Regions from separate parts of the Mus musculus genome. Here regions 2 and 3 are each linked to region 1. A link is a loop called in an ENCODE intact Hi-C map of the cell type or tissue named here. Cell type or tissue: heart. All regions are shown on one strand. Each heading gives the region's core, and the rest is flanking DNA. Links, peaks and the distances in the headings are about the cores only.

Evidence for each region. Hi-C counts contacts between places; a loop is a spot of excess contacts. Peaks named below come from ENCODE experiments on the same cell type or tissue, not always from the same donor. Only the 100,000 strongest peaks of a DNase experiment are listed, where the experiment ranks them.
Region 2: a loop joins it to region 1, with 4 times the contacts of the local background. A loop is called at or near these places in 34 of 42 quality-filtered maps.
Region 3: it touches region 1 in a loop (4-fold over the local background); 11 of 42 quality-filtered maps call a loop at or near these places.

Annotation. Positions count from the first base shown.
Region 1 is chr14:16,361,862-16,372,394 of GRCm38, forward strand. It overlaps Top2b (topoisomerase (DNA) II beta), which reads left to right and starts at 3,345. Exons shown (of 36, transcript NM_009409.2): 1 at 3,345-3,865. The coding sequence starts at 3,818. In heart, for the core only: CTCF peaks have their summits at 2,820 and 5,324 (motif pointing right); DNase peaks (open chromatin) are centred at 2,420, 3,210, 3,850 and 4,060; H3K4me3 peaks cover 3,657 bases; H3K27ac peaks cover 2,633 bases.
Region 2 is chr14:16,244,824-16,255,356 of GRCm38, forward strand. It overlaps Ngly1 (N-glycanase 1), which reads left to right and starts at 4,491. Exons shown (of 12, transcript NM_021504.3): 1 at 4,491-4,674; 2 at 9,819-9,933. The coding sequence starts at 4,544. It also overlaps a transcript of Oxsm not described here. In heart, for the core only: no CTCF peak of the experiment used is centred there; a DNase peak (open chromatin) is centred at 4,488; H3K4me3 peaks cover 1,763 bases; H3K27ac peaks cover 1,441 bases.
Region 3 is chr14:16,309,598-16,320,130 of GRCm38, forward strand. It overlaps Ngly1 (N-glycanase 1), which reads left to right. Exons shown (of 12, transcript NM_021504.3): 11 at 717-894; 12 at 1,262-2,329. The coding sequence ends at 1,437. Among named protein-coding and RNA genes, the nearest start is that of Top2b, 50 kb to the right of the region's middle. In heart, for the core only: no CTCF peak of the experiment used is centred there; no DNase peak of the experiment used is centred there; H3K27ac peaks cover 377 bases.

The DNA.
Region 1 (10,533 bases), core at 1,542-9,541:
ATTTAAGTTGTCTTCAAATGTAGTAGGTATACATATACAATGAGTATATAGTAGTTAAAAGACACAAGGACAAATATAGCCAGACTTGGTAGCCCAGGGCTATAATTCCATTTAATGTGGAATCTGAGGTAGGAGGATAGAATGTTCAAGGTCAGCTTGGGAAACTTAGAGAGACTGTCTCAAAGTAAAAAGTAAAAATAATGAAACAAAACAAAAAGAAAAGACTAGGAATAGCTCAGGGTAGGTGTACTTTCTTAAGTTGTACATGGCACTATCCTCATCATCATCACCACCACCACCACCATCATTACCATCATTGTCACCACCACCATCACCACCACCACCATCATTATCATCATCATCATCATCACTATCACCACCACCACAACCACTATCTACTACTAATCTCCAATCTTGATATAGTTTTTAATGAAACAGCTATTGTTATAAAGTCTGTAAATTGAAATTACTTGATATTATTCCTTTTTGAAAAATACTTTATAAATAGAAATAATTTAAAAGACATGAGTATATCAATGAAAATACAAATATCTTTGCAAATGTATATACTTATTTCTAAATGTGAAATATGAGAAAATCCATTTTTAATATTTAGAAGAACAAATTACAAATGCACTCAGCTTTAATGCTTTACATCTTTACTGGGTTAGAGAATGAACACCATTTTTGGTTCTTGAGTGAAAGAAAGCTTTCTTTGCTTTTTTCTTTTTTATTCTGTCATGTATTACAACTGGACCACAGTTTGTTCTCCCTTCTCTCTTCCCAGTCCTTCTCCTCCATTTCCCCTCTTCCCCCAAAACACTCCTCCTCCATTTCCCTTCAGGAAAGAGCACGCCTCCCAGTGATATCAACCAATCATGGCATATCAAGTTACCATAAGACCAGGGACCTCCCCTTATATTAAGCTGGAAGAGGCAACCCAGTAGGAGGAAAATCATCCCAAAAGCAGGCAAAAATGTCAGAGACACCCCCTCCACTACCACTGTTGGGTGTCCCACAAGAAGAAATAAGGTAAGGGTTGTAGGGGGAAGAGGGGGACACAACAAGAAAACCTACAGGATCACCTAACCTGGGCCCACAGGAATTCACAGAGACTGAACCAACAGCCAGAGAACCTGCATGGGTCTGACTCAGGATCTCTGCTTACGATACACTTACTGAACAGTATTCTTGATGGAAACTCTGTGGTCAAATTTTGAGCAACTGGTTTTATTATAAAAAGTCTTTCAGCAGTTGGGATTTACCTAATTGTCACAAATGTCTGCTTTAAAATATTCATTTGCTCATTTAATTTTGTGTACTGAATTAAAAAAAAAAACTATGTATACAATTGTTTTGCCTGTGTGTATATCTGTGCACCATTTGTGTGCCTTGTGCTCAAGAAGGCCAGAGAGGCCATTGGATCCTTTGGACTAGAGTTACAAAAAAGTCTTGAGCTATTACGTGGGTATTGGGAACTGAACCAGGGTCCTCTGGAGGAGGAACAAGTTCTTTTAACCTCTGAGCCATCTCTCCAGCCCCTAGGTTAGTAACAATAATTAGAAAAGTTTATTTACACTTATAAAGCCAATGACTTTTAAACAGTGCATCAGAGGGAGATGAATTTTACTAATTAACTATTTGGATTTTGGGTTCAAAATTTGAAGCTTAAGAGTTTTTAAAATGATGTTTTAAAAAGAAGACAAGAGCTGAATATGGTGGTTATTCGTGGAATCCCAGCGATTGGGAGCCTGAGATAAAGGATCAAGGGTTCAAGGTCAGCCTAAGCTACAGCAAGACCTCTCAAAATCAGAGAAAGGGACAGCTTGGCTTTTATATAAGCATACATACATTTATCTGTAAAATTCCCAACCTTTAAAATCATCTGTTTTCTAACATGAAGTATTTGGGTACTTAGGGATGTAAAGTCACAATACATAAATGAGTATAAGTCCCCAGGTAAGAAGGCCCGATGATGGACTTGGGAAAGCTGGTAACATGACTGTGGTGCTTTAGAGTCAGGGGCGCAGCCCAGCTTAGATCCTGCCTAGCGCTTTATAAGCTTTAACACTAGATTCAAAGTAAAGAAAGGTTTTGGTGTTCTTAGTCAGAATCCCCAAATAAACTGAAATTCCACGGTCTCCAGAGAGCTAATTAAGAACTACATTGAAATGATTTCCGTGTTTCAGAGCTCCCCACTTGGATTCAGAATGCAGCAGCGATTGAGAGGTGTGACCCCAAAGTTTCCCTTAAGGGAAGCACTCAGCTGCCGGAGAGACTCAAGGAAATACTTTCACAGAAAGTTGTTAGCTCTAGCTGGGTAAAGTTCTTCGGTGTGGTGTCCTCCTGTTAGTCACTCTTGGAAGATTGACGTCGGAGGAGGCTGTTGTCCCTTTAAACCCATTGCCACGCCTGACAGAGCATGGCTGGGAGTATGCCCAAAGAGAACTTGTTGAATGCAATTCCATTTACAGGCTGGGTGAAGTCAAGAGCTCTTCCATCTGCCAAAAGCTTTGGCGTTGCAAATTTTATTCTTAGAAAGCTTCCACACGAAAAAAGTCTATTTCATGATGTGTACCTGAAAGCTGAGAAGTGACAGGGACCTGTCTGCATTGTTGGGAGGAAAGGTCTGTAGCCAGAAAAGGGAGTCCTGACCCGTTCGCATTCCTTCCCGGGAACGTTCTCTGGGCACTCTTAGCACCCCAAGTTCCCTAACTGGTGGCACTGAAGACCGCTTGCCCTGTTTAGGGGCAAGGCAGAGAGACGGTCGGTCGGGGGTCGGGCGGATGCAGCAGCAACCTGGGGCCTGAGCGCGGGGTCCGGCTGCTCTAGGCGGCGCACGGTCCCGTCTGCAGTTCGCTAGCTCCCTCCGGGGCCCAGTCCCTGGGGGCGGCTAGGGCTTCCTGCCTCCCTGCCCCCAACCCTCCCCCCCCCCCCCCCCGCTCCCGCTCCCCCCGCGGCCTCGCGGCAAGTCTGCAGGACACAGTCCGGAGGTTTCCACAGCCCTTGTCCCAGGACTCCCGGCTCCTTTGGATGCCCCGGAATGACTCTTGACAGCCGCCTGCTCTCCCTTCTGACGGAAACCCCATTCACTCGCCTCGCTCTCCCTTACACTCTCTCTCAGACACAAACAAAAAACCCAAGTCTGCCTCTCAGTTGCTACCCGCAATGACGTTTTCCCCTCGGGTCCCGCCCCCCTAGGGGCCTGAAATTTTGGGATTGGTCGAAGTACTGTAGTGACAAGGCTGTGATTGGACGATCCATGGTTGACTGACAGCCGGTGACCACCGCACCCTCCCCCTCCCGGAGCGCGCCTGTGTGTGCCGTGTTATGCCGGACTAAAGGGAGGCCACCACGGCGGCTCTGTTTATTGTCCCTCTTGGACTGTGCTCCGGAGGACCGGTTCAGACGCCGCTTGGGCGGTTTTGAGGCAGTGGCGGCCTTTGAGGCTGCGGCGACCGCGGCGAGGACTCTGCGGCTTCGGTGGCTTGAGGAGAAGCAGCGGCTCATTCCTGTCAGGGCTCTGGCTCGCGAGTCCTAGCCGGCCCGCTTCAACCTCGTCCCTCATCCGCGATCCCAATCGCCCGCGTGGGTCCCGGAAGGCCGCGCCGCATCGCCAGCCCTTCCTAGTCCTCGACCACTCTGTAGGCCCGGGCGCCGCGCTCGAGTTTGAGGGCGGCGGGCAGCGCGGCCTCCTCAGCGGCTCGGGCCCGCGATGGGGCGCGGCTAGGAGTGCTGCGCGCAGCGGTCAGTGCGAGCGGCGGGCCCGGCGTCCCCGGAGCGCGAGCAGCCCCTGGCCTGCACGGGAGGCGCTGCCATGGCCAAGTCCAGCCTCGCGGGCTCTGACGGGGCGCTGACCTGGGTGGTGAGTGCGGCGCGGGCGGGCGCATTGTTCGTGGGCCGCGGGCGACGCGGGCGGGGTGAGAGCGTGGTGCGGCGGGCGCCCTGTCAGGCTGCAGTCGGGGCCTAGCCCCGTGTGCCCTTTCTCTCTGCTTTCGCCTCCACCAAGGCTCAGGCTGCTGAACAATGCTCACCGGAAACTTCAGGGTGCACACCGAGAGTGGGGGGACCGCGATAATGCGAGCCTCCGGGCCAACCCTCCATAAGTGCAGCACCAGAAAATAGTGCCCGGTATGCTACGGCTTCCGGCGGCCTGTCCCAGAGGAATGTGCACTTGAATGGTCACTGCGGGTTGCGCCTCCCCAGAAAAGGCTCATTCCGCAGAGAGGGTATTTGGGACGACTTTGACAGCAGGCTAGAGACCGCCCGCGGGATTAAAAGAAGAGTTTACTTACGTCAGCCTCCCGTGTACACCGTGTGGGGGCCCAGGGGTGTCCCTCGGAGGTGAGGGGGTGCTTAAGCCTGAACTTGGAGGATTGCAGAGCTCAGTTCCTGGAGGGAGGTGGACTTAGCAAGTGCAGCGGGAGCAGTTGGAACGCGGCTCCCAGGACAGATCGATAACTCCAGCATTTCACTTACTCAGCACTGAGTTCAGACCAGGGTCATTTCCCAAACAAAACACCGGACTTAGTAGATGAGGCCAGCAGCTTGGACAGAAAATTTACACATTTCAGGGACTTTAACACATCCCTTCCAGAGGATCCTAGTTCCCCGCCTTTTGAACACACTAAGGAACTTTGGTATTGGTTGGCATTTTTGTTCCTTGTTTTCTTTGTTTGGTTGAGGTTTCGATGAGGCTGGGGTAGCAGTCGTTTCTATCGACAAGTGTTGTTTATAAAAAGGATGTTTCTATGAAGAGCAGAAAAACAGTTTCAGCATTTGCAGGGCCTCGAGAAGATACTTTACAGTGTAACTTGCCAGGTACTTATCTTCAAATCTCCAGACATACGTACTTCTAGACAGTATAGAAGGCGAGCGTGGAGAAGAAAAGTTAGATAGTAAGGTAGTGGATAAGTGTCCATGAAAAGAATGATTGAAATTACTGTCCCTTATCGGATACTAAAACTAAACATCTGAACATGTGTGATCATATGCCAGTGTCACTGGTAATTGTGAAGCACTGACATCTGAGAAGTTTGTCTGTAACTTGGTTCCACAATGGCAAATATTTCTTTTTAAGATTTATTTATGTATATGAGTGCTTTTGTCTACATGTACTTCACACACCAGAAGACAGCATCAGAAAATTGTGACCGTCCATATGGGTGCTGGGAATTGAACTCAGGACCTTTAGAAGTGCAGTGAGTGCTCTTAACCACTGAACTATCTCTCTAGTTCCCCCTCCCCTCTTTTGGCAAATATTTTTACGTTGTTATTTTATGTGTATGGGTGTTTTGCCTGCTTGTGCAACACTTAAGTGTCTGGTGCCTAGGCAAGGAAGACCAGAAGAGGGCATCTATATTGTGGAACTGCAGCCACCCAGATCCTCTGGAACCCAGTTCCTCTGGAAGAGCAGCTAGTGCATCTCTCAAATTCTGTCACCATAGCAAACATTTTGTGACACAGTTGGATTGTTTTTAATTCATGGTAGCAATATTTTAATTTGCTGTTATTAACTTTATAAACAATTTAATGGGCACCTTTCCTTTTAAGATCAATGGGGAAACTTTAATTTACATACAAAATTGAGCAAAATTTGTAGAGTTTCATTCAAAATTAGAAAAAATCTATTTGAAACTAAAATAGTCACATTGACTAAATCTACTATAAACTAGATTATGGGAATTACAGTAAAATAGAATTTGATCTTAAATAATATTTCTTGTTGAATTAGGTTATTGAAAAGACAATCACATTAGAAGTCCTCTTTCAGGTTTGTGCTTGCTTTATGTTTCTAGAGCGAGCATCTTTATGTCTGTAATAAAGCTTACAGGTTGCTTTAAATTCTTGTGCATTTGTGTATGAGAGGAGAGAGTGTATATATGCACATTTTCCTACCTAGATGGGTTTTGAACTTATGATCCTCCTTCCTTAGCTTCATGAGTGCTAAGATTACACATGTGAGCCATCACACAGGGCCTGGCTGGTTTTCTTTACTGGAAGATGTTACAGTGAGTTGATGTGGGCTTTGACATAGGCTCATATTCTGTCTGCAATACATATTGCAGGTGAGACTTTTTTTCAGAGAGCTTAAATCTTTTTTTTTATTTTTTTATTTTTTTTTGATTTTACATAAGATTATTTAGCTAGGTGAAAAGTTAGATTTTCATTGTGGGAGTTTGGGGGCTTACTGCGACAGTGAAGCTAGTCTCATGTTGCCATCTGTTTGTGAATAGTAATACAAAACTGGAGTTAATCCACCTACCTTATGTTAGCCAAGGAGTTGCTGTACTACCTTCAGTCTGTGTGTTGATACTCTCTTGTGATGAAAGATTACCTTTTAGTGTCAGACACAATGCAATAGAGGGGTTCTTAACACTACTTTTTGCTTATAATGATTAATTTGATTTGATTTTGGTTTTTAGTATCCTAACTGAAATTAGAAAAATGTAGTGTAACTATTTAAAATTAAATACACACTAAATTTAAAGCAGTCAAGTTTCTTGAATTTTTAGCTTGTAAGACTTGGTTAGTAGAAGATACTAATTTTTTAATCAGGTTGTAGCAAATTTTTGAGAAAACACTAGGCTATAAATTAATGACATATTTTTTCAAATGAATACTCTGGATTGTAGATTAATATAGTGGGAGAACATGGTATGGGTTAGAGGAAGAAAAAGAAAGGGAGGAAACAATGTAATTCTATTTTAACTAAAAATAAAATAAGCTATATAAAGTGACAAAATATTTAAAAACATGATAGCCAGAATTGTATACTTTTTTATCTATTATCAGGCTTCAGTAAAATTCATCTCAGGGTTACCTACCTTTACTTTACAATGTTTTTATGTGAAAGTTTTTGTCTTTAAACGATATAGTCACAACATTATAGTTTCTTTAAAAAATATATAATAGTATATCACATATTTATATTTTTGCCATGAATTTTTTAAAAAAGATTTATTTGTTGTATGTGAGTACACTGCCACTGCCTTCAGACACACCAGAAGAGGGCATCCATTACAGATGGCATCCATTACAGATGGTTGTGAGCCACTATGTGGTTGCTGGGAATTGAGCTCAGGATGTCTGGAAGAGCAGTCAGTGCCCTTACCTGCTGAGCCCCTGCTGTGGATATTTTAAACATATATTTAAAACATAATTGAGATTATAATTGCATCATTTCTCCTTTCCTTTTCCTCCCACCAAACTTTCCCATGTACTACCCCTGGCTCTATTTCAAATCCATAGTCGTTTTTCTTTAATTGTTGTTACATATATATGTGTGTGTATTAGTATTCCTAAATATATAAATACAACCTGCTCAATCCATATAATGCTACTTGTGTATATATGTTTTCAGGGCTGTTGGGCATTGGCTATCTGGTTGGTGTGCTCTTCCCTTGGGAAAACTATTTCCACTATCCTCAGCATTCTTGAGTTGCCTGTAGTTGTTTCTCTAGGGCGGAGGCTTCCTGATCTCGCCATCTTCACAATTAGCTAACATGTCTATTCATGTCAGCCTCGTTCAGGTCATGTTTAGGCAGCCCGGTTGGTAGGACTTCATGGAGATAGCTTCTGAGAGTCCTAGGAGACACAATATCACAGCAAGTTTCTTGTTTCTCTGGCTCTTAACAGTCTTTCTGTCCTCCCTTTTACAGTGATTCCTGAGCCATAGGTTTAGGAGTTGTGTTGTAGATGAATCAGTTTTAACTGAGCTCCACAATCCTACACTTTGCTCAGTTATGGTTTTCTGTCTGCATTTTTCTTTAAAAATGATTGCATTTATTGATTGTATGTGTTTGTGCATGTGTATAGGTGCACAAATCACAGTGAATATATGGACGGCAGAGGTCAGCTTTGGGCATGTTTTTTTTTTCCTTCTGCCTTCATGGGAAGTGCTTTTAACTACTGGGCTATCTTGTTGGCCTGTATTGTGGATATTAGTAATTTTTTTAAAAAGTCACTGTCTTAGTCAGGGTTTCTATTCCTGCACAAACATCTTGACCAAGAAGCCATTGGGGAGGAAAGGGTTTATTCAGCTTACATTTCTACACTGCTGTTATCACCAAAGAAAGTCAGGACTAGAACTCAAGCAGGTCAGGAAGCAGGAGCTGATGAAGAGCCATGGAGGGATGTTCCTTACTGGCTTGCTTTTCTTGGCTTGCTCAGCCTGCTCTCTTATAGAACCAAGACTACCAGCCCAGAGATGGTTCCACCCACCACCCACGAGGGGCCTTTCCCCCTTGATCACTAATTGAGAAAATGCCTTACAGCTGGATCTTGTGGCGGCATCTCCCCAGCTGAAGCTCCTTTCTCTGTGATAACTCCAGCCTGTGTCAAGTTGACACCAAAAACCAGCCAGTACAATTGACCCCTTGTCAACTTTACATACAAACACATCACTAATAAGCCTCAACCCTTACGTTCTTATTCATCCCCAAGATCTTAAATACTTTAAAAGTCCCACAGTCTTTACATATTAAAAGTTCAATCCTTTTAAAATGTCCGATATCTTTTAAAATTCAAAGTCTCTTAACTGTGGGCTCCACTAAAATACTTTCTTCTTCAAGAGGGAAAAATATCAGGGCACAGTCACAATCAAAAGCAAAAATCAATCTCTAACCATCCAATGTCTGGGATCTAACTCACGATCTTCTGGGCTCCGCCAAGGGCTTGGATCACTTCTCCAGCCATGCCCTTTGTAGCACAAACGTTGTCTTCTAGGCTCCAGCCGCCTGTACTCCACTGCTGTTGTTGTTCTTGGTAGTCATCTCATGGTACTGGCATCTCCAAAATGCTGCTGTCTTTCACTGTAACTTGGCTTCAACAATAGCCTCTCATAGGCTCTCTTCATGGTGCCAAGCCTCAACTCCTTTGCGTGACCCCTTCAGTCCTGGGCCATCAATTGCAACTGAGGCTGCACTTTCACCAATGGCCTTCTGTGACCTCTCACAGTGCTGAGCCTCAGCTGTTCTGCATGACCCCTTCATGCCTTCAAAACCAGTACCACCTGGGTAACTCTTACACATTACTAAGTCCAGCCACAGCACAAGGTACAACCATGGCTATCTCTGGAACATAGCCTCTGTGCTCTCAGAAAACACTTCCCAGAAGATGTCACCTCAATGATGCTGGTCTCTCTTAATCACTGCTAATTTCTAAGCTCCAGCTAACCAGCATCAATAGTCCCAGTAATAGAAAAGTTTCACTTTACTAGTTCTGGTATCTTGTTAATCACAGCTGATTCTTCAGCCCCAGCTAACCAGAACCACAGAATCTTCACAATCAAAGTAACAATGGCCCTGAAAAGAGGCTTTAATTTTTCCTCTGAAATTTCACAAGCCAGGCCTCCATCTTCTGCACTGTTCTCAACATTATCTTCCAAGCTCCTATACATCATCCCACAGAGCTCTTAACACCAATTTTCTAGCCCAAAGTTCCAAAGTCCTTTCACAACCCTCCCCAAAACATGGTCAGGTTGTCACAGGAATACCCCACTTCTGGTACCAATTTGTCTTAGTCAGGGTTTTTATTCCTGTACAAACATCATGACCAAGAAGCCATTGGGGAGGAAAGGGTTTATTCAGCTTACATTTCTACACTGCTGTTATCACCAAAGAAAGTCAGGACTGGAACTCAAGCAGGTCAGGAAGCAGGAGCTGATGAAGAACCATGGAGGGATGTTCCTTACTGGCTTGCTTTTCTTGGCTTGCTCAGCCTGCTCTCTTATAGAACCCAAGACTACCAGCCCAGAGATGGTTCCACCCACCACCCACGAGGGGCCCTTTCCCCTTGATCACTAATTGAGAAAATGCCTTACAGCTGGATCTTGTGGCGGCATCTCCCCAGCTGAAGCTCCTTTCTCTGTGATAACTCTACCTTTTGTCAAGTTGACACCCAAAACCAGCCAGTACAGTCACTATATTTAAACACTTTAAATTTTTGTTTTAAAAACTTGAGTTTAGTGGGCCTTTAAGTCTATGTTCATAATCTGTGTGTCCTCTCCATTGAGGTTAGTTACCTATAGTTTCCATACTTGATGATCCCTTTACATTTCATCAGGAATGCCTCTTTCCTCTTGCCTAGTAGTCTATTGATTTAGACTGTTTCTTTGTGTAGCCTTGTCTGTCTTAGAACTAGCTCTGTAGATCAGACTAGCCTCAAACTCACAGAGATCCACCTGCCTCTTCAGATCAAAAAAGCACCAGGACCACCTGGCACCTGGTTAGCAGTCTAAATCAATCAATCAATCAATCAATCAATCATTCAATCAATCAATCTGTCTGTCTGTCTGACTAATGTATGAGTGCTCTGTCTGCATGTATACATGTGTGCCAGAGAGGGCATTGGATCTTATTATAGATGGTTATAAGCTACCATGTGGTTGCTGGGAATTGAACTCAGGACCTCTGGAAGAGCAGCCAGGGCTCTTAACCACTGAGCCATCTCGAGCCCCAGCAGTCTAAATCTTAAGTGCTTTTATGGCTACCTTAAGAGTCTCACTAAACTTATTTTTCAGATTATGCTCTT
Region 2 (10,533 bases), core at 1,236-9,235, 120 kb before region 1:
ATATAACAAGACCATAATGTATATTTATATTTCTCTCTGTGATCATTTTACTTCCATCTGGAAAGGGTTAAGAAGTTTTTAAAATCATAATAACAGCTATATGTGAATTATTACCGTATTGTTTGCTAAAATATCATGGTGTATTCATGAATACAAATCTTCAACTTGGTTTTGCTTATCATTGCCTCCTCTTATTATTTCTCTGGTTCAAAGCTTTATTTCCAAATACAGTTCTCAATTAAATAAACTTTCTATCCAAACAATTAAACTTCTGTTTGTAATATTATTTTAGCACAAAGGAGACCAAGGTCAGTGCTATCTCATTAAGTCATGAAATGCTTCAAAGAAGTGGACCTAGACTTCAATCTGTAAACTGGGTGAATACATGTGTAGTAACTGAGGGGAAGGCAAGCATTTCAACAGACAGTAGTACAATACGGACAAAACACCAGGACTTTGGGGCCAGTGCCAAATTTGAGAAGCTGGACTTAGTAGATAAAGTTATCTTCCACTAAGCTTTATAGCTTGATAACCTGAATTCCATCTCTCTCTCTCTCTCTCTCTCTCTCTCTCTCTCTCTTTCTCTCTCTCTCTCTCTGTGTGTGTGTGTGTGTGTGTGTGTGTGTGTGTGTGTATTTTGGTTTGGGTTTTTTTTTTTTGTCATTGTTGTTATTGTTGTTGTTCTTTGCTCTGGTTTTTTCTTTTTCCAAGACAGGTTTTACTGTGTAGCCCTGGCTGTCCTGGAACTCACTCTGTAGACCAGGCTGGCCTCAGTGTCACAGAGATCCATCTGCCCCTGCCTCCAAGGGTCGGGATTAAAGGTGTGCATCATCACGGCTCAGCCATTGAGGCTTGCAACCATTTCCAGAACTCTTAACAGTGGAAGGAAAAAAACCAACTCCCAGAAATTGTCCTTTGATCTCCAAATGCCATGGCAAGGGCATGTGTATGCACTTGCTACACACACACACACACACACACACACACACACAAATAAAAATGAGGTGTGGGAGAAATGGCTCAGAGGCAAAGGGATATTTCCAGAAGGTTATGGCGACAGCATATCAGCAGACAGCAAGCATGGTGGCTATAGGAAGAAATGGAAAGTTCACATCCTTTACCACAAGCATGAAGCCAAGAGAGCAAACAAAGGTGTTTTCTCTACTACTTTCAGTGACATACTTCTTCCAGCAAGATGTGCCACCTAACTATTCCCAAACTGAACTACTGACTGGAAACCATGAGTTCAAATACTAGAGCCTGTAGGAAATATTTCCATTCAAACCACCACACTCTACTCCCCGGTCTTCATAGATGCCCTGGAGTCTTTCACAGTCTTAATACTGTTTAAAAGCCCAAAGTCTCTTCTAAGATGCAAAGCATCACAGAATTCAACCTTCAGTAAAATAAAAAGGCAAATCACATATTTCCAATATATGGCACAGATTGCCATCCCAAAAGGTCCAAGTGGGGAATAAGAACATAATGGACCAAACTATGACTAGAATCCAGCAGGACAAAACACCAAATCCTGTAGCTTCGTGTCTTCTGTTAAGGGCTCCACACCTCCAGCTTTCCTGCCAGTAGCCTGCATCTCTCTCTTAGGCTGGTCCTTCTCTATTGACCTCCTTGGCAGCTTTCTCATAGCGTTGATATCTCCAACATCTTGTGGTCTCCACTGGAACCCAAGCTTCCCTTTCACAGCTCTACAAAATGGCCTATCATGACTCTTATTCTCTCAGTATCTTCATGCAGAGAATTCCATACCACATGTTGCCTGGCCTCAGAGGCTCTCAGAAGCCACAGAGGTAGGATCTGTGACACTTCATTCTTGTATCCTTCAAGTCTAAACCTGGCACTGTGGCTGCCAGCCAGGGATGGGGTCACTTGAATCACATTAGCAGCAATACTTTTTCATTCAGTAACTTTCTGGGATCAGAAAAGACTTTAGGCTATTGTACAAGCTGGAAGTTTTGCTGAGTGAGGTCTTGGCTAGAGAGTACCCTTTACCTTTGTTCCAGTACAAGGCAAACTTCTCAACTATGTGAAACATCTTCTCTCTAGCACATGCCTTGGCTGTAGTGTTAAGCTCCCTAGATCTCCTTTTCTCTACAAACAGTACAATTTATCTTGTTTTCTAGCCCAAGTCTTCCCAAAGCCTTCTATAAATATTCCCCTAGCCCCACAAAATAAAACCACATGGTCAAGTTCATCCCAGCAATATCCCACTCTCTTAGTACTCGTTTCTGTCAGTCAGGAGTTTGCATGTTGGTACTCCTTTTCCCTGAACTGGGAGTAATCCAGGGAAATGAGCCCCTACCAATCCCAGTTGTAGATATGATAGCTGCCCAACATAAGAGGGCAGTTCAGGTCATGCCACTCTTGGTCGCTTTAGAAATAGCAGCTGGTACTAGAATTGCAGGAATAACGACTTCCATAACACAATATGATAAATTTACTTCCAAGCTCAGCACAAGTTTTCAAAAAATATCTGAAACCATGCTTACCCTAGTTTTCTATTGCTGTGATAAAACACCACAACCAAGGCAACTTATAAAACCATTTACTTTGGCTTATGGGTACAAAGGTTAGAGTGCGTGATGGCAGAACTGCATGGCAGCAGGCATGGCAGCCAGAGAAGGAAATTGAATACTCACATCCTTTACCACAAGCACAAGCAGAGGGAGTAACCTGGACATAGGGCAGGAGCATGTACTCTCAAAACCTAACTGCCTCCCATAATGCACTTTTCCTAACAAGGCTGCAGCAGCTGGCCTGCCTGTATCCTTTATATACTGGGATTACAAGGATCAGTCAACACTCACAGCAAATAGCTGGGAATACAGCATTTGAAGTTGGGCCACAAACATAATTATTACTTTGTTATGGACCAGAAAAAAAAATGCTAGTAGTTAGCCACTGAAAAATTTAAACAACAGCTAATAACATACTTTGTTGAACATAATATTCTCTTTCTAAGACTTATTCTTTCAAAGTCTCATAGATATACAATGTTCTTTGGCCACAGTCCATCCATTATCTCTCTTCCATCACCTTTGCCCTCCCCTTTAACCCCCCTTTCCCTCATCTGCCTCCTTCTTTCATGTCTTTGGTGGTGGTGGTAGTAGTGATATATGTATGTATGTATGTATGTATGTATGTATGTATGTATGTATGTATGTATATTTGATTCTCCTGCCTCTACCTTCCAAGTTTTGGGATTTGCCAACATGCCTAGCTGAAAACAATATTCTTGAAGTTGGTCTACAAACCTAAGTGCTAAAAATGTAGGTATATTTTACAGATGAATATTCAGAAGTTCTTGAAAATTCTCCGAAGAAATTGCCCAGAAACATTAAAAAACAACAGATAATAAAGTGTCAAACGAGGTCACATAAGTAAATATCTTTAAAACACAAAGCCAACAAGTACCTGCTACGTGCTAGTGATTCATATATGTAATTCCAGCTATTCAAGGTGAGTGGAGCATGGAAAACTCCTGACTACAAATCAAGGTCAAGTGCACTCTTAGTGGCATTTCAACATTAAAAAGTAATAAAAAAAAGCCAGGTAGTGGTAGACAAGCCTTTAATTCCAGTACTCAGGAGGCAGTGATCAGGTGGATCTGAGTTCAAGCTGATCTATAGCTGGAGTTCCACTTTACCCAGAACTATGCAGAGAAACCCTCTTCTGAAGAAGAAAAAGAAGTAATGAGGACTGAGTATGAAGCTCAGTGCTGGAGCCAATTTCCAGGGTTGATGTCAGTGACAAGGGCATCAGCTAAGGAGGTTAGTGATTCCCTTTCTAAGATAAATTAAGGATACTGGTAAGGGATATGCCAGTATGAGTCAAAGGATACAATGTGTATATAAACTTTATTTACTTGTTTGTTCCTCATTTTATTCTATTATTGTATATGGGTTTTATGCGAGTATCCATAGGACACTCCCAAAATGCTCCTTGCATCAGAATCATACCTTGTGAGCAACAACTGAGTTTTCATCAACAGAATTCGGAAAATACACAAATCAGAAACCCAGAAGAGTTCTGAGCTATGCTCTGTTTTTGAAGCCGGACACTAGTAACCAAAGGGCAAGACTGCAGTAAATTCCCGTGTGAGCCCAGCCTAGGCCACAGACCATGATCACTTTCCCTTCCCCATAACCGCCCCCACCCCACCCCACCCCCCAAAAAAAAGACATAACAAAAACTTGCTCGGTCTTCTGGAGTCTTTTCTTCCACAAAAGACTTTTATCTACCGTAAAAAGAAGGCTGTGCAATTATCTCTGGGACCCTACCCGACACAAGCAGCCACCACAGCTCGAGATCTACTCCACTGGCTCGGCCCCTTGTACCCCGTACCCCAACGTTCGCAACCGGCCTCTCCGCGGCTCGCCCCGCCCCTAGCCCCTCCCGGAACGCCCCGCCCCTCGGCTCCTCGCCCCGCCCTCTGGCCGCAGGCCTCTGCGGCGGCCTAGGCGCTCCTCAGCGCCTGCTCAGTGCGGGCCGCGGTGCGCGAGGTGGCGAAGGCCGCGGCGCAGCCATGGCGTCGGCCACACTGGGCAGCTCGTCGAGCTCTGCGTCCCCGGCCGTGGCCGAGCTATGCCAGAACACCCCGGAGACCTTTCTGGAGGCCTCCAAGCTGCTGCTCACCTACGCCGACAACATCCTGAGGTGCAGCCGGGGCCCTCGAGCCTGAGGGCCGCAGGCGGGCGGGGCCGCGGACACTCGGGCCTGAGGCGGGGCGGGCTGGGCGACGAGGGCCCGCCGAGGCTGTCACTGAGTTTGACAGCTGTGCTGTCCCATCTCGCTGCAGGATCCCGGCGCTGTGGCTCAGCCCGAGTGCCAGTTAAACGTTCACGCCGAGTTTGGCGGTTGACACATTTATAGTTTAAGTTACGAACTTTGTGTCAAGTCACCTTTGTACTGAGTGCAGCACTTTCCACAACTGGCTGGGAGTTTGAGTCAGCACCTCCCATGGCCGCTCCGGTCAAAGAGTGTGGGGAAGGGATGCGGAGGGGCAGACAGTGGAGGTCACTTCAGTTGAGCCCCTGGGCGCTGGCTCTTACAAACACACCGACCCGAAGTCTGTAGGAATTCTTAGTTTAAAGGCTGTACAGTTCATGCGGACCAGCTTTAGAGAGTTAGTTGTTAGAGACATTGAGGTGTTGTCCTGTACCCCAAACTGGCATGGAACTTGATCTGTACCCCAGAACTCATGCCAGTCACGACCTACCAAAAGCTGAGATTACAGGTGTGTGCCACCACAACCATAATTCTTCATTTAGGTGACATTAGTGATATTTAAAATATATTTGAAAAGGGAATATAATGTGATTCTATGCCAGATGTTATGCAGCATTTGGGCTTGCACATAATTGTGACTTGTGTGAAGATGGCCTTCCTCCTTTATGACACCTCAGCTTAACCCTGAGATCTCACAGCACCTCAGAGTACAAGGTGTCTGAAAGAACTCATAAGCTTGATTCTCCAGAGCCCACAGCTGGCGTTTCATACTGAATTGTTTAAGTCTTCAACCTCCCACCCCCATACATAAGAGAAGGATGGATTTGTAAAGACATTTCGATTCTGTTAGTACAATGAAACCAAAGATGCTAAGATCAGAGTACTTTGAAAGATAGCTTTGCATGCAGACAGTTATTTCGGATCATGACCATCATTATGAATATTTACTAAATTTCTTAAAGAAACTGGTTCATTTTACAGCCTTTACTGTGGCTTACATTTCTGATCTTGGAGTTTTTGTTTTATAAAGGAAATTAGAGCAGTTTGTAAGAGAAATGATTCAGGTTGATGTGAGAAAATGCTCCTTTAGTTTGTTTTCAACAAGTGTCCTTGTGTTCTTAGAATTCAAGGTCTGGCTTGGTTGGGAGATGATATCCTGCTTCTTCATGTCCAAATCCAGTGACTTCTTAACTCTTAAGGAAAAGCTCCATGTCTTCCTGGTCCCTGACCGCACATTATAATTATACTTCTGTAATTTGGTAGAGAAAATCAGGTTCCTCTTTGCATTGCTATTTTCTTTTAAACCCACTAGTGCCATAGTGGAGGCACTATTGAAGGCATATTGTCCCAGCATCTCATTTGCCTCAGTATCAGAACAATTTATAGAATGGATATGCAAATAAAAATGCATTAGCTTGTTTTGAAGTAGATACTTGTCACTGAAATCTACAATGAAATAATACTCTTAAATTTCTGCTTGAATATTTATCATATCCTAACAGTAATAAATCTAAATAAGCTCCAAAAGAAATGTGTGCTAATTTGTATGCAAAAGCTGCCACCCATTTTAGATAAGATGAGCTTACTATGGACTTTATCAAGAGCAAAACAAAGCAACTCTGTATTAGTTTTCCTGACATCACAGGTGAGCTGCTTAGCTAATTTGATTCATGAACCAGAGTTTGGTTTAGAACTTTTCATGTACCTAAGAATAATGTTGAACTTCTTATCCTCCTACCTACACCTCTAAGTTACAGGTGTGGGCTACCACAATTGCTGTTATGAGCTGCCACAGATTGAGCCAGGGCTCAATGAATGGGAGGCAAGCACTCTACCATCTAAATGGATCCCCTGTCCCTAGTTCATTTATTCTTTAATATAAATATTTGATATTGTACTGTTTTGTTTACAAAGCACACATAGTGTTTGACTATTAACTGTACTGAGTGAAGAACCAAGAATCAAACATAGTTTCTTTGTTCAAATAATATAAATGTATTTGGGAGAAGAAAGGTTTGAAAAACAGCTACAGTGTAACATCAAAGAACAATTCCAAGACAGTGTTAATGTCTCTGTCTTTATATTTTTATGTTAGGAGGTAGTAGGGAGACCAAACATGAGACATTTAGTGAAGGGATAGGCAAAGGTGACTCACAGTTTCTACAGTGGAGTTTCCGGGAGGAAACCATTAGAAGAAACAGGCATTGATTATGAAGTCACTGCATAATCATAACAATAAACCCAATGGAATGGAGAAAGAGAATTTTCAATGACAATGCAAGAAGTAATAGAAGACAAAAAACTTCTAATTTTTAATGTAGGTTGCCACTGACACGTAGAGAAATTGAGTGTAATTGAAAGTTGGTGAGTCTGCTGGCAGCTTGTGTGGTGGTATATGTATAAACATTTTAACCAGAGCAGTAAGTTTCAATTTTAGTCAACTATTTTAAGTGTCATTATAGGCAATTTACATATAATTTCCAAGTTTAAGTTTACCTTATAAAAGGAAGAAAAATACTCTATTCTAGGACTACCCAACATAAATGACCTGGCACATATATCGCAACTACTGAGGTGGTTGCTATTATTATTATTTCTATTAAATTAGGTGAAAAGTTTGGTGGAGTGTTTGACTGTTTGTTCTTTGAAATTTCATGTCTGTAGCCCATTGTTTATTCTTCATCTCTTTCCCTGTCACCATCCCCTCTAGTGTACAAATTCCTCCCACATGCAATTATTTTTGTAATGTTTTGTCTTGTGCCCTACAGTGGGGGTTTTGTGGTTTTTTTGGTGTTTGAGAATTGTTTTTTGTTATTGAAACAGTTCCGTCGTTTGGCATATTGGGATTATAGGTATACACTACTGTACCTTGATAAGTAGTCAGTGTTTGCTCAAAAGAAAAGTGGATGCTAGAGGAGGGGCCAGTGGTAGTTCTGTATCCTTCCTAAGGCAGAGCTGTTTCAGAAAAAGTGGGAGGGAGAATGTGACTTTCCGTAACTAATTCAAATACAAAGGCAAATATTATTTTTCTGAAAATTAAATAGTTTGGTAGATAACTATGAGAGTAAAACACCAAAAAAGACAAAAATATTTTCAAAGATAAAGTTGAGCACAGTACAAGAAATTCTGCTGCCTTCTCAAGATTCTATCCTTTTAACATCATGAAAAACTACATATTCAGAAAAATTTCCCAAGAAAAGATACAAGATAATTGCTAAAAAGTGAAGTAAATATTACAACTTACAAAAGTATTTAATAGGTAACAGAGATGGATGGGGGAAGCATCAAAGCATGACAACAAAAACAAAAAACTGTACAGAGAAAATTAAGTTGATAGAGAATCAAGCAAAATTCAATTCAATGCCCAGGATACCATAGAAAGGCAGGGCTGACTTTGGGCTTAGTCTATGCTTGAACTCAAGCAAGTCTGCTTAGCATTTTTAATTTAAAAATGGGTTAAACATTCATAGCAACTAAGATCTGAAACAAGGGGATTGTGAGTTTGAGGTGAAACAAGCCAAAGGAAGATAGAGAGGGACCTGGGAACTGGGTATGCCCGTCTCTGCTGGGCTTTGCTATGGCATGACAGAGCCCAGTAAGCAGCATGCAGCGGCCATGGAGAGCCTGAGAAGCTGTGAGGTGGGCAGCACATCTTCAGCTTTAACTGGGTATGCCATGGGGATAGCTGATGTGCATCATGACAAGTCATCTGTGGTTAGCATTGACACATGCTAGGCTCATTTTGTACTTTAGATTTTGTTTAAGTGGTGTCTCAGGGAAAACAGGGATGTTGAGTATTCTGTGGTGCATAGGGAGTCTCCCCTCAGCTGTGGTCTACATTTCATGGGGGTCAAGACTGAGAAACTCTGCCCCTAATACATAGTAAATGTAGAGAAGGTAAACACTCCCAAGCTGCCAGCAATCAATGCTTGCTTCTGAAATCATTGGTGAAAAGATTTTTTTTAATTTCCACTTTTTTGTGGACCTACAAATTTTATAGAACACAGTGAAAATCTCATAGTATTATCAAGTTATTATAAAAGTTATTGAACACACAGTATTGGAATTGTTGTGGGAAGGAGTTTGTAGACCAACACTAACGTATGACAGTTAAACAGTAATATTTAGAGCTTTGTCTTTGAATATTTGTGGTTTTGTTTTATTTTATTACTGTCATGGTTTGTATATACTTGGACTAGGGAGTGGCACCATTTATTGGTGTGGCCTTGTTGGAATAGGTGTGACCTAGTCGGAGTAGGTGTGTCACTGTGGGTGTGGGCTTAAGACCCTCACCCTAGTTGCCTGGAAGTCAGTCTTCCACTGGCAGCCTTTAGATGAAGACATAGAACTCTCAACTCTCAGCTCAGCCTGTGCCAGGCCTGCCTGGATGCTGCCATGCTCCCACCTTGATGATAATGGACTGAACCTCTGAACCTGTAAGGCAGCCCCAATTAAATGTTGTTTTTTTTATAAGACTTTCCTTGGTCACAGTGTGTGTCTGTTCACAGCAGTAAAACCCTAAGACAATTACCTTATTTCCTTTCCAAAAACATTTTAAAACAAGGTAGAAACTTACAGTAAAGACAGTCCTTGGTACAGGGAGGAAAGGAAGCTAAGTGACCACTAAGGTTCATTATGCTGGAAGCAAAGCTTTTCAGCTGTTTCAACTCACAAATGCTTCTTAATCACAGTCGTTGTACCCTGAGCACCATTATAGATGACAGGACCCCTCAGAGCAAGCAGACACAGTGCTACCCTCTGTCTGGGGCGACTTCTAGAAACTTAAAAGACTAAAAAAGTACTTACCTGTAACAGCCACACAGTTTCCTATGGCAACAATGATACTGTCATCCATGAAGTTGGACAGCACAAGTACTCAGTGGTACTGAAGTACACGAATCATGACGTGTGAATGATCGTCTCGACTGCTCATTCCTTATAGTTGGGATTTATACTACCATGTGTAGAAGGACAGCTGAGAGGAAAGGTGAAAGAAACATATATAAACTCTTAAAAAGATGAGTGGTGGTATATTGCCCATTATGTTATCTTTTTTTCTTTTTTTTAATCAGAAACCCCAGTGATGAAAAATACAGATCCATCCGTATTGGGAACACAGCGTTTTCTACTAGACTCTTGCCTGTCAGAGGAGCTGTTGAGTGTTTATTTGAAATGGGCTTTGAAGAGGTAAGTATTTGAAAGGTCCCCTCCCCATTCTTTATGTGCAAAGCAAACAGTACTGACTGTGAATAGTTGTTTGAATGACATTTTTTTAATATATTTTTTTAAGATCTATTTATTTAGTGTATATGAGTACACATTAGCTGCCTTCAGACACACCAGAAGAGGGCATCGGATTCCATTACAGATGGTTGTTGGCCAACATGTGGTTGCTGGGAATTAAACTCAGGACCTCTGGGAGAGCAGCCAGTACTCTTTACTGCTGAGCCATCTCTACCCAACCCCCCTGAATGACATTTTTTTTAAATTAATTGGTCATTTTGGAAATGTGTATAATTATTTGTTGTTGTTTTTTTAACATCTTAGATATTTTTTAAAGTATAATGAAGTCAGGATAAAGTGTAACGAGTCTCTATAGATTCTTAAAAATCTCAAAGTTTAGAATAAAGAGCATGAAGTACAACCCAAGGATCAAATGCGGCCCCTTCAGTCTTCCAGCAGCATACTTGATTGATCTATCTGTGAGTGTGCATTGAATACTACAGTATCACCACTGTCCAGTAAGAAGTAGAAAAAGTAAAATACGGAAAAGTCACTCGCCTCACA
Region 3 (10,533 bases), core at 1,622-9,621, 52 kb before region 1:
CAAGAGCAGATACTATCATGCATAGCTAGTGCAGCATAGTGAGAAAGGGCCTCTTATAGAACATCTCTTCTCATACAGACACAGAGTAAGAGAATAGAGTGAGATTCTTACAGTCAGGCCTGAGTAAGGGGGTTGAGCTACAGAAAACCCAGGTAGAGATGTGAGTTTCATGACACATAAGGAAGTTTGGCTGTGACAGGGATATACTGGAAACAGCCAGTAGACCTGAGCACCTTAAGCTATGACTGTTTCAAGTGAGAAGGGGTGGTTCACTGGAAAGGCAGACCTGTATGTCACTTCCACGGCCCTTGGTGGTGGCTGAGCTGTGTCATGTTCTTTGAGAGCCTGTGGCATCACTGTCATCAGAAGCGTGTTTTAAAATACTGACTTGAGGAGATGAGTCAGTGGGGCAGTTATTTGGAAGGACAGTCATGTTCAGCATTGTCTTTCTCGGTGCTTGCTTTAAGTAATAAACCTCTAAACAGATTATACTTTAGGGGACATATGTATTATAATAGCTTTTTATATGCACAAAAAGATGCCATAGGATATATTGCTAATAGCAAGAAAAATTATAGTATTAAGCATCTTTTTAGTGGGGAAATTTTCATTTTTAATTACCCTTTGTTCAAAGTATTCTGCAATGATAAGACTCTCATTTTCTACATTATTTAATTTCTTCTGAAAGTTCCTCCCACTTGCCCCAAATTTTCTAGGTTTATTTGGCCCGAAAAGAAGGATCATCTTTTGCTTATATTTCCTGGAAGTTTGAATGTGGGTCAGCTGGTCTAAAAGTAGATACTGTTTCCATCCGCACAAGTAGCCAAAGCTTTGAGTCTGGATCAGTGAGGTGGAAACTGCGATCTGAGACAGCTCAAGTCAACCTGCTGGGAGGTAGGTCCAACTACAGTGTTCACAGGAAGTGACCATTTGCCTGACACTCAGGGCTGTATGCATTTCATTGAGGTGTACTGAAGAGTTACTCATATAACTATATTAAAATTCATTTCATCTCATTTTGTATTAGACAGGCTGGTGTGTGTGTGTGTGTGTGTGAGTGTGTGTGTGTGTGTGGTGAAAAAATTCAGGAAGAAAAATAACCTCTTTGTTACAAAGAATATATTTCTTCTATAAAGAAAAATACCTGTTTTTAAGAGGGGATTTTAAACTCTATCAGTCCTATAAGAGGTACATTTGAAACTTCTCCTCGTTTTTCAAACTACCAAAACTCAATTGTAAATTCTTTTTTTCCCTCCAACAGATAAAAATCTACGTTCCTATAATGATTTTTCTGGTGCCACAGAGGTTACATTAGAAGCAGAGTTAAGCAGAGGAGATGGAGACGTTGCTTGGCAACATACCCAACTGTTTAGACAAAGCTTAAATGACAGTGGAGAAAATGGCTTGGAAATAATTATAACGTTCAATGACCTCTGAAAGCCTGAACTTCAGGGAAATGCTGGCTACAATCACCGACCCGCCATGGCCTCCAGTAGTGTATTAGCTCAGTGTGTATCTAGTTGGCAGTTCACCATCCTGTGCAACAGGTTTCTTTTGCTGGCTGTACATCATGTAATCCTCATTAAAGTATATCTTCATAGTGTGGACCATAAGAAATCTTCAATTAAATGCTAACTTCTGCCTGTGATTAGAATTTGGCATAAAATATTTGGCATAAAGTAACTGTATGAAATTCTAATCTAAACACTGTTACTAAAGTTGTAAGTGAAAATGATGGTATTCATGATTAAATGCTGTTCATGAATGTGATACAATCTAGGGCTACTAGTTACTTAACATTTTCTGATTAGATTTTTCCAAACATTCTCAATTTTGAATAACTGTCAAAGTCAAGTATCTTATGTCATATGATGCATGAAGGTTTTTATCATTGTAAATATCTGGACAGTTAAAAAATAAAATGGATTATTTTTGCTTTATGCCTTTTCAGTGCTTACCTTGCCTAAAAATTGGCTTTCCTGGGTATGAGGAATATTGAAAACTACCTCAGTATATACTGGTTTTTCAGACATTTATTACTAACAGTTTATTTAAAGATACTTTGCAAGTTCCATAATGCATGGGAACTTGGGTATTCTTTACCTTTGAATTATAAGATACCTCATTGAATAAAATATTCTTGGCTTTGAAACTGTCTTGTATGAGAAGATTAAGTGATGTGACTGAAATCTAAAACCATTAAGCAGAAAGCAGATACTGTTTGAGACATGCTGTGATATACTATAGAGTAGGTCACTATAGTTTAAGCTGCGTGAATCTGTTTCTAGCTATAGGATTTAATACCAAATCAATAAAAATACTGGAATCTTATAGAGTGAAAGAGTAGCAATTGTCTCTAAACCTCATCTCTCCCATTTAAAACCAGCATCTTTAGGTGTTTACCAGTAAATAGTAGGCCAACTTTTGAGAAGTGCTCCCTTCCTAAAAAGTTGTATTTCGCTTTTCCTCATAAATATTTTCTACCATGACACACAAAAGAATAGATAAACTGAATAAAGGATGATCAAGAAAGAATACAAAGCTATGCTTGGCTACATGAGACCCTGTCTCAAAAATAAACCTACCTTGTTTAATTTTTCAAGTAGCTTATGTAGCTGAACTTTTATGTCTTAAGTATCAATATTCAGGAAGTCTCAAACTTCAAATTATTTGTAGCAGCATAAATGGTCAGGCACTTTACAAAACACTAAGTGCCTCTGAATGACAGAGCCCTAGGGAACATTCACCTTGTCGTGGAATTTTGAGGCCCTTAAGATTAGCTGTAAGCTAGTTTAGGCTTGTCATAGTTTCACCACAAAAACCCTCATCAACAAACAAAGCTAGTCTTGACCCATCCAAACAGTTTCTTAAATGTCACTACAGGCAGGATTCTCTCCCAAGACCATCTTCCTGAAGTGTAAGGCCATAGACTCAGGAGTTTGTGGGTACCATTTTATGGATATTCTAGGATACTCAACAGCAGTGTTTTTAGAACCAGTTAATTCAATATAAGCTATTCTAAATTTGGAGAGTCTATAATAATAGAAGTTTTGGGGTTTTTTTTTTTTTTGGTCTTATTTATGTATAAATTAGGAGATTCAAGCATGCCTTCCTTAAATGCTTTTGAAAGAAATGAAGACTAAGCCACTACAAAGTCCAGCTGATTTATTACACGTGGGTGTTTCCTCTAGATTGGCCACAACTACTTTATCTCATCCCCAATGTATAGATACCAAATTGAAAAGCTAAATGGGAGCTAACTGTACAATGAGATCTTAATTTTCCTTCTTAATTTGCTCTTCCCTCAAAAGCCTATGTAGTTCTGAGATAGAGTCTCTGTAACTCATGCTGGCCTCAAACTGGGGACAATCCTCTTCCCTCAGATTGCCACATGATAGAATTTCAGGGATGAACCACCACACTTGACCTTTATCCCCAAGACTCTAGAAATCTGCAAAGTCTAATTAACAGGAAATTCATAAGTAATCCAGAAAGTTTTGAAAAACTAAATAGCTGCTACTGTAAGGCCTGACAGGGCATGTCACAGAAATGTCACACTATGAGTTGCTACTCCAGCTACCTTATCAGTCTTCAAATGTGTAGTCTTGAAGCAGGCTGATCCAGACTTTGACCTTGCTGCCACTGAGAAGGAGATTACCTAGGGTAGAGCCTTCTGACCTTGATGGCTCTATTTGCTCTTCTCCAAGACTCTGCTTCCTGCTGAGAGGTACTTGAGACATTGTTCCGGAGACACACCCTGTAGATCACCTACGGGCTAGCTCCAGGCACCAAGATTGAGCTGGCAGGGGATGGGCCTACCCTCTTTATAAACACAGACTCTCAGTAAACTTCAGAGGCTTTGAACAGAAAGGTTTGTCTTGGCCTCTTTTCTCACCATCTGATCTCTTTTAGCCCCAGCCTGCCTTTCAGAGGAACCCAGTTCCCGTGGCCGCAGGCAGCTACACAAATGCTTCAATTGGTAAAGTTATTTTAGCTAAAAATTCAAACAAGATAGTCATGAAAATAAAAATTGCTGCCTCCACCCCCAACCCTATACTATTTCCAGAGGTGACCAGCAAGACTACTGATGTGGGATACCCAAGACTTCCTGTGGGCTTCACCTGTGTGCATAGATCAGCTTTCATATCTTTGGGTTTTTTTCTCTATGGATGTGCAGCCTCTCTCTGCTAGCTTTATTAACACTTTTAGAAATCTGTTCATTTCCAGTCATTAATCTCCTCATTTTATACCACACTGTTTTGTAATTTATACTGTCACTTTATTTACAGACTGTTGTTTTCTTTTTATTGCTAGATTTATTGTGTAGAACATCCTTATACATATTTCACATAGAATATATGCAAAGATATGTGCATTTAATATTTTGGTGGCTATACACTTAACAATGGTATTAACGAACAGCAATGTCCTCCCTTTTTTGCAAAAGCTAAATTGCAGTGGTGGCAGCCAGCCAGTGTTCCCTGCCTCTGAAGTCCCTTGTTCCCATTCCACACAAAATTAGAGCAGGCTCTGTGTCCAGTCAGCTGATGAATGTATGCTTGTGATCTTCTGAGGTCCGTCATTAAAGGCCTGCTGACTCTGGAAAGGCTCTCCTCTGTGACTCTGGGATAATCCAGCTAACTCCAGAAAAGGAAGAGATGGCCCTTCACTCTAAAAGCCAGCACTGACTAGCCCTTCCGCAGGGGCTCTGAGGCTGCACTTCCTGAGAGTGTGCTGCACAGGTCAGAGCTGTGCCACTCAGGACCAGCACTGCTGCATTCCTAGCATGTGCCGGAGCCTTGAGAATAAGTGGCCTTAAGAGACATGGAACGATTGTTACACAGCAATGGATAACTATGGTAAGTGTGCCATGTTTACGATCCTGCCATATGAAACCCTGGAGATTTACTGTGAGGTCGATTTCTCAGGTGCCACTAGATGCAGGGGCCACTTCAGAGGCCACTTTCCTTAGCTAGTTTTGCTTTCTGCTAATTTCCTGTTTATATATTCTTTTGAGTTCTTCCTTTTTCTTTTTTGAAGATGTAAACCAAGCCTACCTCTCTTCTCACTTCACTATAGTCATTATAAAATCCTGTAAGAGCCTCACCTTGCCTTTCTATTTTGTTTTATTGGGGTTTGAGGCAGTGTTGGTGGTAGCCCAAGCTAGCCTTGAACTCTGGATCCTGCTGCCTAAGCTTTAGAAATTCCAGGAATTTTCTTCTGTAGATCTGTGCCACAACTGTTAGCTTCATAGTTGTCCCAGCTTTCTTCCTCTTTCCGGGCATTGTGTACAATTCACAGTGGTGGCTTGTCTCCAGTATTTTTCAACTGAAACTTTTAAATGAAGATATTTGACATAACATCTGGATTTTGCATGCATGTTAAGAAGTGATATGTGGTGGCTGCTGTAGTCTATCTGTACAGACCCATACCCCAAACAGGAGCAGCTGGCAAAGCCTGTATCTGTACAGGCCTACACCCCCATGTAGGAGCAGCTGGCAAAGCCTGTATCTGTACAGGCCTATACCCCCATGTAGGAGCAGCTGGCAAAGCCTTCTCTAGGACAAGAATCCCTGCAGGCCCCAACCCTCCCTCTGTAAACCCCCAGCTTCAGTGACATCTCGTGCCAGTCACTCTTTTCTAATATATTTGCACCCATGTTCTTAAATATTCTGATTCCGTGTAGATCAAATGTAAAAATCGAAGTCAAACCAATACACTCCACATTTTATTTGATCATGGATTTTTGTACACAGTCCCATATAAGAGTTACCTGCGTAGAAGTGTTCTGCCCTATGAGAATCTTCACTTTATAGCTTTATGTTTATATTTCAGCCATTTAATATAGATTTTTTTTTAAAATGCAAGTTGCTTAAGCAAAGATAGTTAGAAATGCTGAGTAGTTTGTGAAGAGGCAGCTATCCTTAACATTGCAGCAACTTAGGACCCATGAAGAGGTTGCTAAAGCTTCCAGCAATCGTTCTTATCAATACCAAAATAAGAGTCTCTGTGTTAGTTCCTGTCTTTCCTCGGTTTCTTCCAATTGCCTGTGAAACAAATGTACTCAGTTTTTGTTGCTGTCTTTAAAATCAAACTATAAGTGGCTCAGAGTATTTTGAAAAGTGTATTCTTGTTGCACTTTGGGAAACCATCTCTACAGAGCTGGCCAGCTCTCTAGAGCATTCTCAGTTTAAAGAAAATAAATCATCATTAGGCTATGACCATGGTGGCACATAGTTGTAATTCCAGTATCAAGAAACTGAAACAGGACTGAGTGGTCCAGGTCAGTTTGACTACATAGAAAAACCGTATTTTAAAAAAAGGATGGTGAGGTGTCCTGTGCCTTTAATCCCAACACTTGGGAAGCCGAGGCAGGTGGATCTCCATGAGCTTGAGGACAGTCTAGTGTACAGAGTGAGTTTCAGGATTGCCAAAGCTACACAGAGAAACCTTGTCTTGAAAAACCCAAAGGGGAAAAAAAGAAGAAAGTCATTACTATCTTTATTGTTCTTTCCAGATACCTCTGCCATTATTTAATTATCCTACTGTTAAAAACTAATACAAAAAATTGCAAAAATAATAAAACTAAAGATAGTACGGTATGAAACAATGTATTTTCCTCTCAAGAGTATGAAGAACTTGGGACTGGAGAGATGACTCTGTGGTTAAGAGTGCTTCCTGCTGTTTGTCACTCATGAGCATATACCCCCCAAACATAAATGATACAAGAAATCCTTAAGTAATATAAACTTTTGCTTTCATCTACATCTTCTAATGAAAAACAACAGTACCAAGAGCTCCTCAGGACCCTCTTGTTCCCCTCTCCCCTTCTCCAAAGGCACCTCTCATTATTTTCTTGGTACCCAGATAGTTGGGTACCCCCTTCTCCAAAAGCACCTGCCATCAGAAATTTAGAGTTTGTTTATTGTGTGGTCTCTGGCTGTGCAAATAAATACTAAGACACTACTGATCTGCATATGTTTAAGCCTGTGTGCATGGAATGAATTATCATCCTTCTGCAAGCTGATGCTCCAGTCATTTGGTTAGACCTGAAGTTTGTCATCCTCAATGCAGGAGAGACCCTATAATATAAGATCCCCACCTTGATATTTGCTTGCCAATTTATGATTATCAGAAAACACCACAGAGTGGAATCTATCCTCTCTATCAAGTGTGCTTGGGAAGATGAATACCTTCTATTACTTTATAAGTACTGAAGCCATTCCTACTAGGAAAGAGACTTAGCAGGAAGAAAAGGAAGCAGCCTAGCAGCCATAAATAGTATGCTGAAGACGGCTCTTAAATATGACCTAGAGCAGGATGTCCTGTGTGACATCAGTGAGCTTACTATTTGGGAATGATCTAGGCTTTGTGGAAGTGAATGTTTGGAAACAAAGGCATATTTCTCATACTGAATTCCTGGATGGAGAAACACTGTTGTCTGAAATGGTGTGATATCCCTTGCAGATATAAAAGACTTAAGGAACAAAGACAGCCTTTGATTTCCTATTAATAAACATAGCCAGCAAGGATCTCACAATTCCTGTAATCTCAAATTTGAAACTTTAAATGCTGAAGAGGAATAGTGATGGAGAGCTTTGTAGCATGAGTTGTGAGGTAGTGAGTTCCAGAACTTTGTGGCTGAGGAAATGAAGCTGCACTTTTGCTGGGACTCAAGCATCTCACGACACCGACTGTGGAGTGCCTGCCCTCTCCTGCTGGGGGAAGGCCCAGCATTTCCTTAATAAAATGTCTTCTGAAAATAGTAAGAAGCAGAGGAGCTACCCAAAGACCCAGTGAGAACCTAATGTGTGCCCTCCTTTGGGGCATGGAGTCTGCTGTGTAGCCTTGTCTGCCCTGGCACAACTCTCCTGCTGCAGTCTCCCCCTTGGGATTATAGATGTATGCCTACATGCCCTACTCTAAACACCAGACTTCTTCTCTCCAGATAGGTGGGTGTGAGAACCTCAGCCCCTAGTTGCTCAGCACCATTTTTTCTGCTCTCCCTCCTTGTTCCATAGACCCTTGGCTCTAGGTATTCACAGATTTAGAGAAAGGAATGGCTCTTACAACTAGAACCATTCGACACCTGACTTCTCAAATGCTTCACATAATAAACCATGAGTTTTTTTTTTTTAAGTTTATTTATGGAAACTTCATTTTGCTTTGTGAGTGTATGTTAATTGTTTTTCTCAGATTGAATGTATTTAAGCCTTGTTTCCTGATAAAAATATAATTTTTAGTTCCCTCATCACAGAATGAATTACATACTGAGTAAATTATACTTCTATTTATGAAATAATCCCTTCTGTGAACTGTTGGTTTATGTTTTAGTATATTTTACAATGAGAATGCATAAATTGAACCAGGAAGAAAAGAAAATGTATATTTGATATTTCTGCTCCTTCTTTTTTTCTTTTTTTTTTTCTTTTTTCTTCTTTTTTGCTGGTGCCTAGAGCCTGGGATCATTAGACATATCAGACCGTAGGATGAGGATTGCATCCCACCCATAGCACCAGGACTGCTCACCAGAAGGAGGAGGCATTAGAGAGATAGAACTCTGGGCTACACCGGTGATTTTTGTGTCAAAATTCTTAGACTCAGGCTAGTGAATTTATTAAGAAGTCCCTGTCTTGAGTATGTGGGAAGGGAGGGGAGCGAGCACACAAGCAGGTGCATGGTGCCACAGTACAGAACATAGAGCTCAGAGAACAAGTTCAGCTGCTGATCCTTGCCTTCCACCTGCCTGGAGTTTGGATCTCTCTGGTGTGGTCCTGCATATACCAGGGGATGTGACCTGCAAGCATCCGGGAATTCTGTCCCTGCTTGCTGTCTTGCCTCAGGAGTAGTGTTTTTGCATGTGTGTGATGGCACACAAGTTTATGTGTGTTTTGAATATTCAGACTGAGGTACTCACAGCCCAGTGAGCACTCACCCCTCTCAGGCTCTCCCAGATGCTTGGTCCATTTTTTTTTTTCTGGAACTCAGCACATGGCAATTCTCCTGCCTTGGTCTCTGAGAGCTACGATTACAGCCTGGAACTCCTACACCCTGTCTCTGGTGCTTTCCTTTTCTCAAGGAAGAAGTTGTGCTCTCAACAAGCCGGCCATTTCCAGACTAATAGCTAATATTTGGGAGATTACAATGGTTACAGTGATTAAATTTGGTTATTTTTGGTTTCCTCAATAGTTTACCAATGGGCTTTGTCTTTGTCATTTCCCATGGCATTCTGGCTGCCTTTGCTTATTTGTTGGTTTTAATGAAAAAGGTGTAATTCCAGCCTTTTGTAGTTTCTTCTCTCAGACCAAGCTTGCAGAGGAGATAAGAAAGCAGGGACTACTCTTGAGTGCCCGCCCACTTGTCCTTTGCTTGGTTGGTTCATACTCTGTCTGTGGAGCTACTCTGCAGAGACACAAAGTGGGTAGACCCCTAATTTCCATTGACATATTTAGTCAAGAACTCATGCAGGCTAAATATGTCAGTAATTTGATTGGTTTCCTCTTTTGTTTGTGCCAGATTTCCTACGACAAAATAATAAATGGCAAGAAAAGAAAATACTTTTTAAAAAATTCAGTATTTTAAAAAATACCTAGAACAGTTCTGAGATGATGTCACTAGCAGCCCAGTTTCCTGTATTAGCAACACCTGGAGATGTCACCTTTATGCTCTGCCAACACCAGGGTGCTGTATGCCTTCCTCTCTTCTCTCCTGCTAGGCCTGGATGCCTTCCTATGCTGTGTGCTATAGAACCCTAATAAGCCACTCAGTCTCCGTGCAGCACCAAGATCACAGTGGGAGCGTGTAAGCAGAAAGTTTGAGGCCTTAAAAAAAAATTTTTTTTATTAAATGTTTGTGAATTTCCCATCATGCACCGCAATCCCACTCATCTCCCCGTCCCTTTGTATATGCTCTCCACTCTTGCAACCTCCCCCACACCAAAAGAAAACAAAAAATAAAAACAGAAAAGAAAAAAATCTCTCCATGGAAGCTGCAGTATGTTACAGTGTGTCCCACAGTATACCCCTTTGTCCAAACAAATCTTCACTTGCAAAGGTTCACTGGTTTGAGAGCTCTGGCTTCTGCTACCCCCTCAGTACTGGGTCTTCCCTGGACTCCTTTTGGATTACACTTTTGGGTGAAAGCAGCTGGAGCTTTTGGATGCAATTAGTATAGGGATGCACTTCCTCTTCCCATTGCCTTTTCACTCTAGTGTAAAGATGAATACACTGAGACTAGGAGAGGGCATCCCTCACCCATGGCAGATATGCTTGGCCTTGCAGGATGGCGGTGACTTTGCAAGGACATGTGACTGTAAACCTTTTTACCCCCATCTTTTATTCCCCAGAGCTCTTAGAGCTGCCAGAGGTTGTGAAAGACAGTGGTTGTCATGAGTGGGCCCCTATCTCCTATAACTTGCCAGTGGAGGCAGCACTTCCGTGTAGCAGCTGTACTTTGATCAGATGTAGTCAACACTGCTTAGGAAAGAAAGGTCTTAAAGACAAGGCTAAACCCCAGCTTTCTGTAATAAATAAA